Linked DNA regions of Homo sapiens: regions 1, 2, 4 and 5 are each linked to region 3. Evidence: chromatin contacts called from ENCODE Hi-C or POLR2A ChIA-PET data. All regions are on one chromosome and are shown on one strand. Each heading gives the region's core, a stretch centred on a gene start or an enhancer-like site at or near the end of the contact. The rest is flanking DNA. Distances are from core to core; before and after follow the strand shown.

Region 1 (2,700 bases), core at 69-2,568, 3.4 Mb before region 3:
TGAGAGACAGGGTGGCTATGGTGCCCAGGCTGGTCTTGAACTTCTGGCCTCAAGCTATCCTCCTGCTTCAGCCTCCCAAGTAGCTGGGATTTGCTTGCTCTTTTTAGCTAGGTCTGTGATGTGGTGGGAGCAGTCACCATGCAGGTCTCAAGAAAGGATTTTGGTATAAAGGGATTGCCATGGCCACAGATGACCAGAAGTAATTACAGCATCCTGTCTCCTGCACCAGTGCTTCCACACAGCTTAAGTAAAAGGGTCAAAACTGTAACCTGATTCTGCTACTTACGCATGGCACAACTGTAGGGAGTTGAAATGTTTTTATTCATCACGAAGACAGTACCGGGGTCAGTTTTCCCAACATGCTTAACTTCTATCTTCTCAGTTCGGGGAGTTAATGATAACTGCCTGGCTTTCTCTTTATTAAAGAGATCATTCCGCATTTCTGTCAATTCTGTCGGTGACAGCTGAGAAGCTGACGATGTTGCTATAAATCCTGTGGAGAAGTTACAATAAATATGAAGACTGAAAAAATGATTAACGTACTGCCAAAAGTGCGCTCAGAGGTAAAATTAAACCAATTTGTAATATTAACAAACACCAGCGGAAGAAACAGAGCTGGCCCAGATACGTGCCTCTACTTTTAAATTTGGCTCTTTCACATCAGATCGCTATTTCCCACCAATTTCCTGTGTCGTGTTTCCAATCAGTGCTTTACAATAAGGGGCAAAAAGTAACCAGGAAACGGAGTCAAAACTGGACTAGAGTCATTGGGAAGGTGAACAAAGTGGTCGGTTTGACAGGGTCTGAAGAAAAACAAGAAAATTTCAGGAAACCAAAGGTCCCACACCGAAACTATCAATATCCAGAATGAGAAATGCTGAGTTTATATCCCAAAGGCCAAATCAGGGAACCTGCCAAGGCAAGTACGAGTATTCCTTGGGAAGACATGGACAGATGTGCACGGAACGTGCGCTGCTTCCCAGAGGCGGGCCCAAGCTCCTCCCGCGGCCTGGCTCCGACCCCTGGCCCCGACCCCTGCCCTTGCCCCTGCCCTCCGCCAGACCCTCGTTCCCATAAATTAGTCCTCCCAAGCTGTGCAAGAGCGACCGCCGCGGAGGGACTAAGAAACCCTCCTCCTTCCTCTGCCCCGCGGGACCTCCCCGGCCCCGCCTCAGACCCAATCTAGACAGACACCACTATCTAGGCCTCGCTCCCTGTCCCTACGGCCTCTGAAACTCACTCCATTTGATCCCGCCACCGGGTGCGACCAGCCAGAGCCGCAGCGCCCGGGAACCCATGGCCAGCGCCTCCATAGCAGCGGTGAGAACCGTCGCGCGCAAGTCCTTCTCCGCCCTCCTCCCCCGGAAACCGAACGCGCACTCGGAGTTCCGCAGGACAGGTCTGTTCCGGACCCAGCACTCAGACTGCTCGCCTCCACCGGGGGGCGTCAGGCCTCGCTGGGGATTCAGTGGCTGAGACCCCGAGACTCGGAGCCGGGGCGCGTTACCTGTGCTCGATACCTGGGCGCGGTCACCTACCCAGAGGTGCAGGGCCCCCAGGGCGGTCGGCCTGCCGCCCACCACGTAGGCTCTGCAGGGAAACAGAGTTCCACAGGCGTCGTTGCCCTCCGCCTTCAGCCCTCCGCGGGTTCGATCCCGGCCACCCAGGTGAAGCGCTTGCTTCCCTAAAAGAATATATGGTTTTCTTGGCGGGGGCGGGGGTGGGGGGGAATGGGGAAGGCGTCTTCTATTTTGTCAGCGATGACATCCTCTAGCGCGTGGCTTAACTTTCAATTGTGCCGGGTAGGTTCTTAGTTCGGCTGGAGTGGGTCTGCACCCCGGTTCTCCCCTTAGCTGTGGTAATAGAGGCCTCGGAACACGTCCCCTTGACTTTGGAGAGGACGTTGTAATTCCTAAGAGCTCTTTACAAATTTTCTAGTTTAGTTTATATAGTATAGGATGTATAGGAGAAGGCATCCCGGGGCAGAATTTTTGTCTCTAGTTCACTGATGTATCCCAAGCGCCCAGAACAGAGCACAGCGCAGTCAGCGCTCAACAGATGTTTCTTGAATGAATGAATGAATGAATGCCCTTGCAGGCAAACTTCAGCTCATTGTCTAATTTTTCTGTCCTACCAGGACGTGAGTGTTATTTGAAGTAAGCACTCTGTAGGTACAGGATGGAAATATTTTCATTTACAGTAGTTTAATTCTGTGGCTTTACTTAAGGGTGTCGAATTCAGCCTTTCCCCCACTCTGTCCTTTGCCTTGCAATTGGAATGCGCCGCCACCAGGTGGAAGTGCCGCCTAAGGTACAAATATGACCCTGCGCCACGATAGATCGACCGTCTCCTTGGCCCAAATGTTACACTCACAACCACTGCGCCAGGAAAGTGTAAGTATCTTCACTTTTTAAAATGGGAAATGTAAGTGACGGAGCTTGGATTTACATCCAGTCTACATTTTACCAGGCTACATTTCATTTAAGATCCTAATTCAAACCACGAAATGTACATATATACATATAGTGTTGGAGGGCGGGTGTATCTTTTGCTTCCTCAAATTTGCATACAGTTCCCATGAAAGCTGTCTGTTTCATCGGCCTTTTAGAGCCTGTACCCATTTAACCTTACCTAGAAACACTCTAGTGCCCTTAGAACATCTTAGAGCCACATTTAAGCAAAGCCTCTGAACATAAACTT
Region 2 (2,700 bases), core at 189-2,688, 3.3 Mb after region 3:
AGGCACCGCGCTCGGCCTGGTTTGATTTTGATAGGTGCAAAGAGTTAATCTCAACTTTCAGTTAACTACTGGACACTGGTGTGCTCCTTTATTCCCAGTATTACACCAAGGAAAACGTTCCAGAAACGTCGATAAGCCGGTGGTGAATTACTGCCATCGGAACATTTACGGCATTCAAAGACAGAAAAAACTTCATCTTGAAAAATCACAATCCAAAAACAACAGCCATTCTTACACCAATTCATAAAAAATATGTGAACCACTTTATCCCTAAATACTGCAAAAACATCAAAATGAGGGAACAGTGGAACAACAGAGGTAAGAGGTAACTGCTAGAACCAGGATTAGAAACTAATTCCTGCCTTCTTCTGAACTCTTTTGCTACATCCTCCTTCCTCGCCAGTTTTCATGGGGTTGTTGGTGCTTTTATTGCAAGTTTCCTTCCCTTTCTTCCCTATAGCACTGTGTTCCGTCAACTCTGCGGCTCTATCACTGGAGGCTGTAGAGGCATCCGCTGATACACCAACAGCCTGCTAATTTCTATGGGGAGTAATAGTACTGGCTGCACCTCAAGTGCTTACAGTCTAGTTGACCATTTGTTTCTCTTTTTTTAGGGTCTTTAAAAGTGTTATTCTTTGTCGCCCTTTGTTTCTGAGTAATGCTCACGATGATGCTGATTCAACCACTGCTCTTCTGGGATCGGGGACCCCAGAAAAGAACCCACCGCCCGAGAGCCAAAGTGGAGGGGTGACCCTCCTCCCCTTTTCCTGCCACAGCTCACACTCTCAGACTTTTTGCTCTTAAAGTCCCTGGGCAGCCCCAAGGAGCCCCCGCCTCCTCCCGGGCCGCCCACGCGCGGCACCCCTGGAAGAAGGCGACCCCACGCCCCCCCTGCCCGGCTCGACCCAACTGACAGCGAAGCAGGATGCAGTTGGTGTCCTCCTGGCTGGCCACCCAGCTCAGCGAGTCGCCCAGCGGCCGCCGGCAGCCGGAGCACAGGAACACCAGCGGCCTCTCCTCCGCAGCCGCCGCCTCCTCCTCCAGCTGCGCCCTCTCCATGTCGGCCACCGACGCGTCTTCGCTCATGGAGCTCCACATGCTCGCCCACTTCTGCAACAGCTGGTGGCGGCTCGAGTCTTCGGAGAGTCTCTTGCCCAACAGCGAGGAGTCGCTGCATTTGCCCTTGTCGCCGCACTCACAGCCGCCAGCGCATCCTCTGCTACACCTCAGTGACCGAACGCCTGCCATTACCTACAAATCGCCCGCGCCCCAGAGCGCCATGGGAAAAAAAACCGCCGCTGCTCATGCGCGGGGCGGGGAGCGGTGGCGGAGGCCGAGAAGGGGCAAAAGCCTGAAGGGGGCGGGACGGCGGGCGGCCTCTAGTGCGCATGCGCGCCGTGCGGCCTTGGCCAAGCGTGATAGTCACTGCGCCTGCGTCAGGTTTTCCAGCCTGAAGAAATTGATGATGCAGACCTGTTTGCTTGTCTTCCTAAGGATTATTCACCCCTTTCCGTGGGAGGGGCAGCGTCACTGAGAAAGTTACGGGTTGCAAGCTTGAGTGTCTAAGAACCGCCTGGCGAGCTTCTTAAGCAGATCGCCAGGTTCCATCTTCGCAGACTCTGGTTCAGCAGGTAGCAGGTTAGCCCGAGAATCTGCATTTCTAACAAGCTCCTAGGCGTGCCCACGCTGTCAGTATTGGCAGCCCAACCTTTTTTGGGGGGTGGGGGGGGGAGTTTTTCTATGTTGCCGGTCTCGAACTCCTAGCCTTAAGCGATCTTCCCTACTCGGCCTCCCAAAATGCCAGGATCGCAAGCGTAAGCCACTGTGCCAGACCACCACCCTTTTTCTTCTTTTTTGTAAGTGGACTAATTATAGTTGTATATAAGCAGCTCCACTTTTGATGACCACTGCTCTATTTTGTCGGCTCCTGGGGACCTCCTTTCCATGAAGTGGAGAAGGAAGGGGATAGAGGAGTCCCTCATCACAGGGTCCTTTTGCGCACTGCTATCCCTGGAATGAGACCCTGGGAAGGGCCCCGGATCACTCAGGCTGTCACTGCAAGGAAAAAGTTGAGGAAGCAGCAGTGCCCCTGGAAAGCCTGGAAGTGTCCCTGCTGCTTGGATCAAGGAACAATTCGTCCTTGCAAGGAAGAAGCATCCCTTGTTGATGATAAGGACAGATTTCCTCAGCTGCCCCAGAAAGCCAGCCTCTGCCTAAAACACCGTAGGTCAGGAGGGAAAGCTGGCGGGGAACCAGCCAGCTGCACCACAGACAGTCTGGTGGTATACCTGGGAAGAAAGCTACCTGCAAGGACCTACTCTGTTCCTACTACGCTCTGGGTGTCCCCCAAGTCACTGCCTATTTTGCTTGGTTGCATAAACTATTTATGTAAATGTACTTCCAATTTTAGTGCTTACAGCCACTAGCAAAAAGCAAAAGCTTTGGAGTCAGTGGTCCTGGTTAACTTACCCCTCCCTCCACAAGGTAGTAACAGTGTAGGGAACTGTGGAAAAGGCTGTTTGCCTTCCCTGAGTCTAATTCTTCATGGAGTAAATGGAGTCTGTTTCTTCAGTACTACACCAAGTTGTTCATGAGGATCGAGTTTTCTAATATTCATGAAAATACTTTGTAAACCCTGGCACACCATGCTCATGTTAATCACCTTCTTACTGGAAGAAAATGCTTTAGATAATTTAGGCT
Region 3 (2,700 bases), core at 58-2,557:
ATGCCACCATCTTAAACTCCTTTTATCTGATTAGTAAGGATGGACATTTATTTTATGACCAATTGTTCTTTTATGGTGAATTACCTGTTTACATATCTATTTTTCTATAGCTATCTGCAACTCCCCCGACCCCCACGGTAGCGATTACTATCTTCTCTACTAAACTAAGACTCCAGGGCAGAGAGGCCTATGTTTAATTCATTTGAGGAAAGGCTTGGCACAAAGTGTGCACTTACATATTTTCTTTTTTTCTTTTTGAGAGGGAGTTTTGCTCTTGTTGCCCAGGCTGGAGTGCAATGGAGTGATCTTGGCTCATTGCAACCTCTGCCTCCAGACTTCAAGCGATTCTCCCCCTTAGCCTCCCGAATAGCTGGGATTACAGGCGCCCGCCACCACGACCGACTAATTTTTTGTATTTTTAGTAGAGACGGGATTTCACCACGTTGGCCAGGCTGGTCTCGAACTCCTGACCTCACGTGATCCACCCGCCTCGGCCTCCCAGTGTTGGGATTACAGGGGTGAGCCACCGCGCCAGGGCTCGCACTTACAAATTTTCAAAGAATGGACAGTAAATATTTGAAAATCCCCTCCTCCCCCGCAATTTATCTGACACCGTCTTTCGGTTTTGCTTTAAAAATTCACTCTCGCGGCCGGGCGCGGTGGCTCACGCCTGTAATCCCAGCACGTTGGGAGGCCGAGGCGGGCGCATCACAAGGTCAGGAGTTGGAGACCAGCCTGGCCAATTGGTGAAACCCCGTCTCTACTAAAAATACAAAAATTTTAGCTGGGCGTGGTGCCGTGCGCCTGTAGTCCCAGCTACTCGGGAGGCTGAGGCAGAAGAATGCACTCCAGCCTGGGCGACAGAGGGATATTCCGTCTCAAACAAACAAAAAATCACTCGCTGCGTTTTTTATTCTGACATGGTGCAGGAAGGTAAATTCAAGACAACTTAGGTACTCAGTTTTAGAAGTCGACAGGACAGAATTACGGAAACAAATTTAAGCGTTCCCCCTTTTAGCTCCAAATATAATGTGTTCCAGAAAGGTAACCATCTAGGAAACTCCAAGGCTCAGACCACCACCGGATGCCCACACTTCAGGAGCATTTATATAACTTCGTGGTTATGTCAGAGACGAGAAAACCCATTGACAACCAAACCCCTAAACCCGAACATCCGGCGCAAGCCGCACGCAGGCGCAGATTTACTAGCGTCAGAGCCGATGGTCCCGGGAGGTGGGGGTGGGGTGGTGGTGGCCTAGCCACTTCCCATAATGCCGCGTTCCGGAAGTTATTGCTTTCCAGGGGTCACTCTGGCTTCGACTCCGTCGCTCTCAATTCGTCACCAGGAGGAAGACGGAGCTGGCTGCCCAGCCCAAAGGCCCATGAGGGGATGCAGTTATGGGCTCTGTCGCCGTGGGTGAGTTCTGGTCCCACTGCCTGGCAGTCGTCGCTCGCCTGGCTTTCTGCGCTGGGAGAGCTCCTGTTTTCCGCCCCAACTTCGTTCTCTTCTTGAAGGCCGCTCTCCTTAAGCACGTAACCCGGCTACTTTCCGGTACTGCGATCTCATTGGCTGCATGTTCTGTCAGTTCCAGAAGCTGGCCAATGAGATGCCGCTGCTGGCGGCCTTCTCGACCCCGTGGACCCAGAGGTTCCCCCGTGGGATCGGAGCAGTTAGAAGGGGAGGAGAGGGAAGGTGTGGCAGGCGCCGAGCAAATGGGTGGGTGGCGCGTGGCAGGGACTTCCCTATGGGTTGGAGCTGGATTTGCAGCCGTGTTCATACGGCTGGTAGGAAAAGCAGGATCTGTCACTTATCCAATTGACTATATCTAGGAGGGGATTGATATACGCAAAACTTGAAAGCCACGTTAACACCTGCTGACAAAGTTTTCCACACGCTTACATTTTTAATGGAACCGAGTAGGCAGGGGAAGACTGGGAGGGCAGAGAGTGAAGAGACTTGGAATAATATGAGAACCGGCAAGACTATCTTTGATTTAGATTTTGTATGGAGTCCTGCGAAGAGTCATTTCACTAAGACGTTAATGCTCATCCGATGACACTACTTGAAAAGTGTATTAAGTTTATTGATGTTTTATAGCTGATGGAAGTCACAATATGCTCTCCTCATGACTCATTAGTTGCCTTTATAGTTGTCAGAACTTTACTGAGGCTCTTTCCGCAGCACTGGAGTGACCCCTCTGTCCTCTGCCTGCAGTAATTAACAATTCGTCTTTCAAGTTTTCCTATGGAGTCTAAGCTGCTGCAATCCTCAAACCAGATTTACTAGTGCTGTCTTCACTACTGCAGACTTCTGACTTCTCATTTTTCACCCTTTTCTTTTTCACCAGAACTTGTTTGCTTCATTCTTATGTACCTACCTTTGCACCTTGTAATCATCCTTTATGCCTCAGGTACTATTCTATTTTTCTATTTCAATGCAAGAAGTATTTCTTCAGGACCTGCTATGTACTAACATTATGCTAGATATTATAGGCAGTTCCAAAACTGTGCTTGAAACCATTTATTTTTCTAAGAACTTTAGATTCTGCTTACAGAAATAACATAAACCCAGATTAAAGATTTAAGAAATTCACTAGAATATGGGATAAGGGGACAAGATGACTAGAGCATACCATAAATACTGGGGAAGTTCAGTGGAGAGGTTTATTTAGAGTAGAATGATTGTCTAAGGCTTCCTTG
Region 4 (2,700 bases), core at 201-2,700, 4.4 Mb after region 3:
CCTTTTTTTTTTTTTTTTTTTTTTTTTTTTTTTTTTTTTTTTGAGACGGAGTCTCGGTCTGTCACCCAGGCCGGGGTGCAGTGGCGCAATCTCCGCTCACTACAACCTCCGCCTCCCGGGTTCAAGTGATTCTCCTGTCTTAGCCCTCCAAGTAGCTGGGATTACAGGCGCCGGCCACCACGCCTGACTAATTTTTGTATTTTTAGTAGAGACGGGTTTCAGCCATATTGGCCAGGCTGGTCTCCAACTCCTGGCCTCATGTGATCCGCCCACCTCGGCCTCCTAAAGTGCTGAGATTACAGGCGTGAGCCACCGCGCCTGGCATCAGTGCATACTTTTTGAAGTGATTCCAAGTTATCGCCCGCTTTTTTCGTGTAACATATAAATACATCTCTGTATCTAGAAATATCCAATGCATAATTCAATTGTCTGCGAGGTATTTCATCACGTATTTTCACGAGCGTGGCCAATTTCAAAATAGTTCTACAAAGAGGAAATGCAAGAATGTGGGAAGAGCAAAAGAAAAGCTCTATGTTGCAAAACCCATTTTTGCTAACGTGTCCAGTGGGCTCCCGGGACGACCTGTTTTTAAATTCTTGGTCTCCCTGCACCGCGTCCCTCCTTTGCTGCGCTAGCTTTATGACGCATCTTGGAAGAACAGGGCAGATTTAAAACCCTCTCCCAACAGGCGTCAAACGACATGGTGCAGGCTCGGGCTGGGGAGCGGGCCTGCGGCTGCCCAGCTGCTAAAGGACTTCCTACTCGTGCACCGCCGCCGGCTCCAGGGCAAACCCCACGCCATTTAGAAATGCTGGAAGTTTCTGTCTCTCCCTCCCCCTGCTCGGAGGCCATTCCCCCCACCCCCAGAGCCCCACCTCCTCCTTCACTGGGCCCTTTCTAACTCCTTCCCCTTAAAACCCTTTTCAAAATGGGGTTGACTGGAGGCGGAGGTTGCAGTGAGCCGAGATCGCCCCACTGCACTCCAGCCTGGTGACTCCGTCTCAAAAAAAAGGGGAGGGGGGCGGGGGAGAGTTGAAAGCTTAATATGTACTTTGGGGGCTATTAAAGCAAACATTTCGACTAAAGGGGCGAATCCTCGAATTGTGCGATCAAGCACCCGAGAGGAGAGTTGGGGGGGGTCAGGAGGGGTGGGGGCTCCAGGGAAAGCCCGGGGGTCTGGGCCGGGGTCTCGCGGGGCCCTTCCGGAAGGATCGCGGCCCCCGAAGGTGGGCGTCCCGCGGGGCTCCAGTCTCCAGGACGTTCCGGGAGGCTCCGCGCTCTGGGAGGCCGGCTGCGTGGGGTCCCCGCGCTGCAGCCGCAGAGGCCCCCCAGGGCCGCGGTTCCCGGAGCGGGAAAGTCCCGCGCGGGGGCGGTGGCCTCGGGGGCGGGACGGGGCGGGGGCGGGGGCGCGGGCGGCCGAGCCGAATCCCCTCCACCGGGACGCCCCGCTGCTGCTCGGGAAGAGGCGGGCCCTGCGCGCCCTGCGCTCGCCATGGCGGTTTGGGCGGCGACGTGAGCGGCTCCGCGGACCCCGAGCGGGGCCCCGGCCGCGACCTGAGCCGCCGCCGAGCGCCCGGGGCCATGCGACCGACGCTGCTGTGGTCGCTGCTGCTGCTGCTCGGAGTCTTCGCCGCCGCCGCCGCGGCCCCGCCAGGTGAGCCGGGCCTGGGCCTCCGCGGCGGGACGCGGGCGCAGCCGCAGCATGTGGGGGCTGGGGGACTCCCGGATCGTGGGGTGGGGGGAATCTGCCGGGTGCTCAGAGTGGGTGGGAATCTGCGGGGTGCTCCTGGTGGGTGGGATATGCGGAGTGCTCAGATCAGGTGGGAACCTGCGGGTGCCCCAGGTGGGGGTCTTGCGGGGTGCCCAGGGCTAGAGGGGCCCGCTGGGAGCCCGCAGCGGGGCTGGGATGGGCGGCCAGGAGTTCCAGACAGGAGCTGGGCAGCAGCAGGAAGACGGGGGGCACCCCTCCTGGCGTCCTGGCCGCCGGGACACCCCTCTCCGGGAGAGGACACTCGGTGCCCCTCCGTGAAGCCGGTAACCTCGGCTGCGCCACCTCCCCCACCCGCGCGCCCGCGCCGGGAAAGCCAGCGTGGCCCCAGTCTCCGAATTTCTCGGAATGAACAACAGCAAATTGAATCCAGGGCTCCGGCGGGGGCCGCCTTTGCTGGCCACTGGTTCTGCAGCCTGGCGAGACTGCGCTTAGTCCCCGCCTGGAGTGCCTCCCGAAGGCCTGGCTGGAAGCTAGACTCAGTCCCTTTGTAGTAGCAGCGGTGGAGCAGGGACCAGCGTCTTGGACGGGTGACCCAGACTCAATTCCGACTTTGGCCGAGGGCATGTTTGACACTGGGTGTGAAATCTAGACAGTTCCCGCGGTCATAGAGATGGGGCAGCAGCATTCAGGCAGGGCTCAGAACTGTCCGGGTCCCATCAGTGTTGGGGCGGAAGAGGAAGAGTGTCAACTGAGCCAGGCATTTATTTATTTTATTGTTGTTTGAGACAGGGTGTCGCTCTGTCGCCCAGGCTGGAGTGCAGTGGGCAGCATCTCAGCTACTGCAGCCTCCGCCTCCCGTGCTCAAGCGATCCTCCCACGTCAGCCTCCCAAGAAGGTGGTATTATTGGCCACGCCTGGCCAATTTTTGTATTTTTTGTAGAGAGGAGGTCTCACTGTGTTGCCCAGGCTGTTCTTGTACTCCTGAGCTC
Region 5 (2,700 bases), core at 41-2,540, 3.6 Mb before region 3:
TCTCTTAGACAAACCATTCTTCAATGCCTTAACCTAAAGGAGTTGGTATATTTGAAATATAATCATCAAAGCAAGGTTGGTAGAGAAAAAAGTTGGTCTGGGAAGAGGAGATTTGAAGGTGAAGAGTTAATTTATTCATTTAAAAAACACATATTGCCAGGCATGGTGGCTCACCCCTGTAATCTCTGCACTTTGGAGGATGAGGCAGGGTGGAATGCTTGAGCTCAGGAGTTCGAGACCAAGTTTGAGCAACATAGCCAGACTCTGTCTCTACAAAAAAAAAAAAAAAGAAAAAGAAAGAAGGAAAGAAAGAAAGAAAGAAAGAAAGAAAGAAAGAAAGAAAGAAAGAAAGAAAGAAAGAAAGAAAGAAAGAAAGAAAGAGAAAGAAAGAAAGAAAAGAAAAGAAAAATCAGCCCGGCATGGTGGCACATGCCTATACAACTCAGAAGGCTGAGTGGGGAGGATCATCTGAACCCAGGGAGGTTGAGGCAGCAGTGAGCTATGATTGTGTCACTGCACTCCAACCTGAGTAACAGTAGTGACACCCTCAAAACATAAATACATAAAATAAAATTTAAAAACACATATTGACCCACAAAACGTAATTATTTGTTAAGAATGGCCATTTGGTGACAAGCAGCCCAAGGAGGCAAATTTACTCTTAATAAGTTTTTTTTAACTTGTTTTTGAGACAAGGCCTTGCTATATGCCACCCAGACCATAGTGCAGTGGTGCAATCACAGCTCACTGCAGCCTCCACCTCCTGGGCCCAAGCAATCCTCTCACCTCTCAGCCTCCCAAGTACCTGAGACTACAGGCGTGCACCATCACACCCAGCTAATTTTTGTATTTTTTGCAGGGATGGGGTTTCGCCATGTTACCCAAGCTTGTCTCGAACTCCTGGGCTCAAGGGATCTGCCCACCTCAGCCTCCCAAAGTGCTGGGATTACAGTGTGAACCACCTTACCTGGCCTAAGCTAACAATTTTTAAAATCACATTAATGTTTATAAAGGTGTTATAATCCCTGGCAAAGTTCCCATGCTACAAGTCCAGCTTAATAAAAAATGAGACGCCATTTAGGCATCTAGCCTTAAACCTCATACCTCATGATACTAATACTTTAAGCCTCTCATAAGGGGAACTCATACAAGTCTTAATACTTCACAGTTACTAGAATGCTGAGACCTCAGATGAAATTTTTTTCTTGTGGCTTTCTACAGAAAACCATGAAGTACAAAAATTTGCTTTTAAGCTACTGTACTCATTTATTCAACAAATATTTGTCAGGCGTTGCTATGTGCCAGGAACTGAGGTGCAGGGAACACAGCCAGAGCAAGCGTGACCCCTGCCCTAAGAAAATTTGCAGTTTGAATAAATGTTCTCAGACCTGCAGTCATTCTGGGACTTTCCACACCTTCCTTCCTTTCTTTTCTTCTTTCTTTCTTTCTTTAGTGTTACCATCAAATTGCTACTACAGTGTGATACTTAAGAGAACAAATTCTAGAATTAAAATGCTAGGGTTCATAACCTAGTTCCACCAAGAAAAACAATTTTTTAAAGAGTCATAAATAATAAATAAATAAATAAATAAATGCCAGAAGAAATCAATACTTGATAATTGAATAATTATAAGTATAATAATTATTACTTCATCAATGCTCTTATGTGAAGCAAAACTCTGACAGTAGACACTCTAAAGTTCCAGAGAAACTCTCAAAGAGCATTTTTTTTGTTTTGATCCCAACTACATTGCTTTTCCTTAAGAAATGGTTTTTACAGTATTCTCAGACCACAATCCTTCAATATTTTAAAAATCATTCCATTAAACTCTGCTTTTCCATCTCCCTTGTGAACTCTTGGCCAGTGAGACACAGTTTCATTTTCACTTTTTCAAAATGATAGTATGAAAAAACAGAAGTGAAAGTATGAATCATAATATAATCAGGAGTTCATACTGAGATACCCATTTATAACTCAGAAAACCACGGGGTATTTCCAAACTGATGTCATTCATAGAAAGAATACCATGTGTTGTGGAAGAATAAGAAAAATTACCTAAACCAACTGGGGGATTTAGAATACATGTGGGATATTCCCAGCTAATTATTTTCATTAAAAAATTTTTTTACAAAGATCAACTGTGTTTCAAATACTTACAGTGATAGTCATCTTGGAAATTACAAACTGGATTCTGGGTTATACTTTTTAATTATGATCAGTGAGACAATGGACATTGAGATTTTGCTTTAGAGCACATAATGCCATTATAACTGTATATAACTCAAAGTTATTTATATAACTCAAGGTTTTATATATATAACTAAAGTTTTATTTTCCTTAAAGAGTTATATAAATACCAAAATAGCCATGAAATCCCATGTAGTTGTTTTACTTATAAGGAAGAATTTTTATAGGAAAAACTGTGAGCCCTGCTCAAATTATTAAAATTGGGCCGGACACAGTGGCTCATGCTATAATCCCAACACTTTGGGTGGTCGAGGCAGGCAAATCACTTCAGGCCAGGAATTCGAGACCAGCCTGGCCAGCATGGTGAAACCCCATCTCTACTAAAAACACAAAAATTACCCAGACTTGTTGGCTTGCGCCTGTAATCCCAGCTCTGAGATCACGCCACTGCACTTTAGCCTGGGTGACAGGGTGAGACTATGTCTCAAAAAAAAATTATTAAAATTTATTAC

What was found. Hi-C counts contacts between places; a loop is a spot of excess contacts on that map. ChIA-PET counts read pairs that join two places held with the same protein, here RNA polymerase II (POLR2A). Pooled maps may share reads with other maps.
Region 1: a loop to region 3 is called in a pooled map, with 9 times the contacts of the local background. The contact joins the promoter of MRPL39 here to the promoter of USP16 in region 3. A Hi-C loop is called at or near these places in 6 of 50 pooled maps.
Region 2: a loop to region 3 is called in a pooled map, with 9 times the contacts of the local background. The contact joins the promoter of MIS18A-AS1 here to the promoter of USP16 in region 3. A Hi-C loop is called at or near these places in 7 of 50 pooled maps.
Region 4: a loop to region 3 is called in a pooled map, with 2.0 times the contacts of the local background. The contact joins the promoter of IFNGR2 here to the promoter of USP16 in region 3. A Hi-C loop is called at or near these places in 1 of 50 pooled maps. POLR2A ChIA-PET finds 5 or more read pairs at or near these places in 2 of 52 experiments (GM10248 and OCI-LY7).
Region 5: a pooled map shows a loop between it and region 3 (5-fold over the local background). The contact joins the enhancer-like site here to the promoter of USP16 in region 3. A Hi-C loop is called at or near these places in 5 of 50 pooled maps.

Annotation. Positions count from the first base shown.
Region 1 is chr21:25,606,163-25,608,862 of GRCh38, forward strand. MRPL39 (mitochondrial ribosomal protein L39) reads right to left here and starts at 1,319. Exons shown (of 10, transcript NM_017446.4): 1 at 1,241-1,319; 2 at 287-493. The coding sequence starts at 1,313. RefSeq lists an enhancer at 1,264-1,383 and a silencer at 2,364-2,423.
Region 2 is chr21:32,277,767-32,280,466 of GRCh38, forward strand. It overlaps MIS18A-AS1 (MIS18A antisense RNA 1), which reads left to right and starts at 1,439. Exons shown (of 1, transcript NR_046576.1): 1 at 1,439-2,700. It overlaps MIS18A (MIS18 kinetochore protein A), which reads right to left and starts at 1,283. Exons shown (of 5, transcript NM_018944.3): 1 at 915-1,283. The coding sequence starts at 1,248. RefSeq lists enhancers at 532-1,033, 1,034-1,533, 1,477-1,696.
Region 3 is chr21:29,023,361-29,026,060 of GRCh38, forward strand. It overlaps USP16 (ubiquitin specific peptidase 16), which reads left to right and starts at 1,308. Exons shown (of 18, transcript NM_006447.3): 1 at 1,308-1,417. RefSeq lists an enhancer at 1,184-1,573.
Region 4 is chr21:33,401,963-33,404,662 of GRCh38, forward strand. It overlaps IFNGR2 (interferon gamma receptor 2), which reads left to right and starts at 1,451. Exons shown (of 7, transcript NM_005534.4): 1 at 1,451-1,654. The coding sequence starts at 1,582. RefSeq lists cis regulatory regions at 1-1,183, 568-1,183, 1,166, 1,176, 1,453 and 2 more, promoters at 399-1,555, 399-1,037, 409-1,576, 1,171-1,575 and silencers at 1,130-1,669, 1,680-1,759, 1,780-1,829, 1,970-2,019.
Region 5 is chr21:25,455,626-25,458,325 of GRCh38, forward strand. The region is part of intron 8 of LOC105372753 (a long non-coding RNA gene); the gene reads right to left. Among named protein-coding and RNA genes, the nearest start is that of LINC00158, 25 kb to the left of the region's middle. RefSeq lists enhancers at 1,247-2,446, 1,798-2,087 and a silencer at 2,567-2,696. Within about 2 kb of position 1,291, at least 7 of the 41 ENCODE cell types and tissues checked have a DNase peak (open chromatin) inside an H3K27ac peak, as active enhancers do.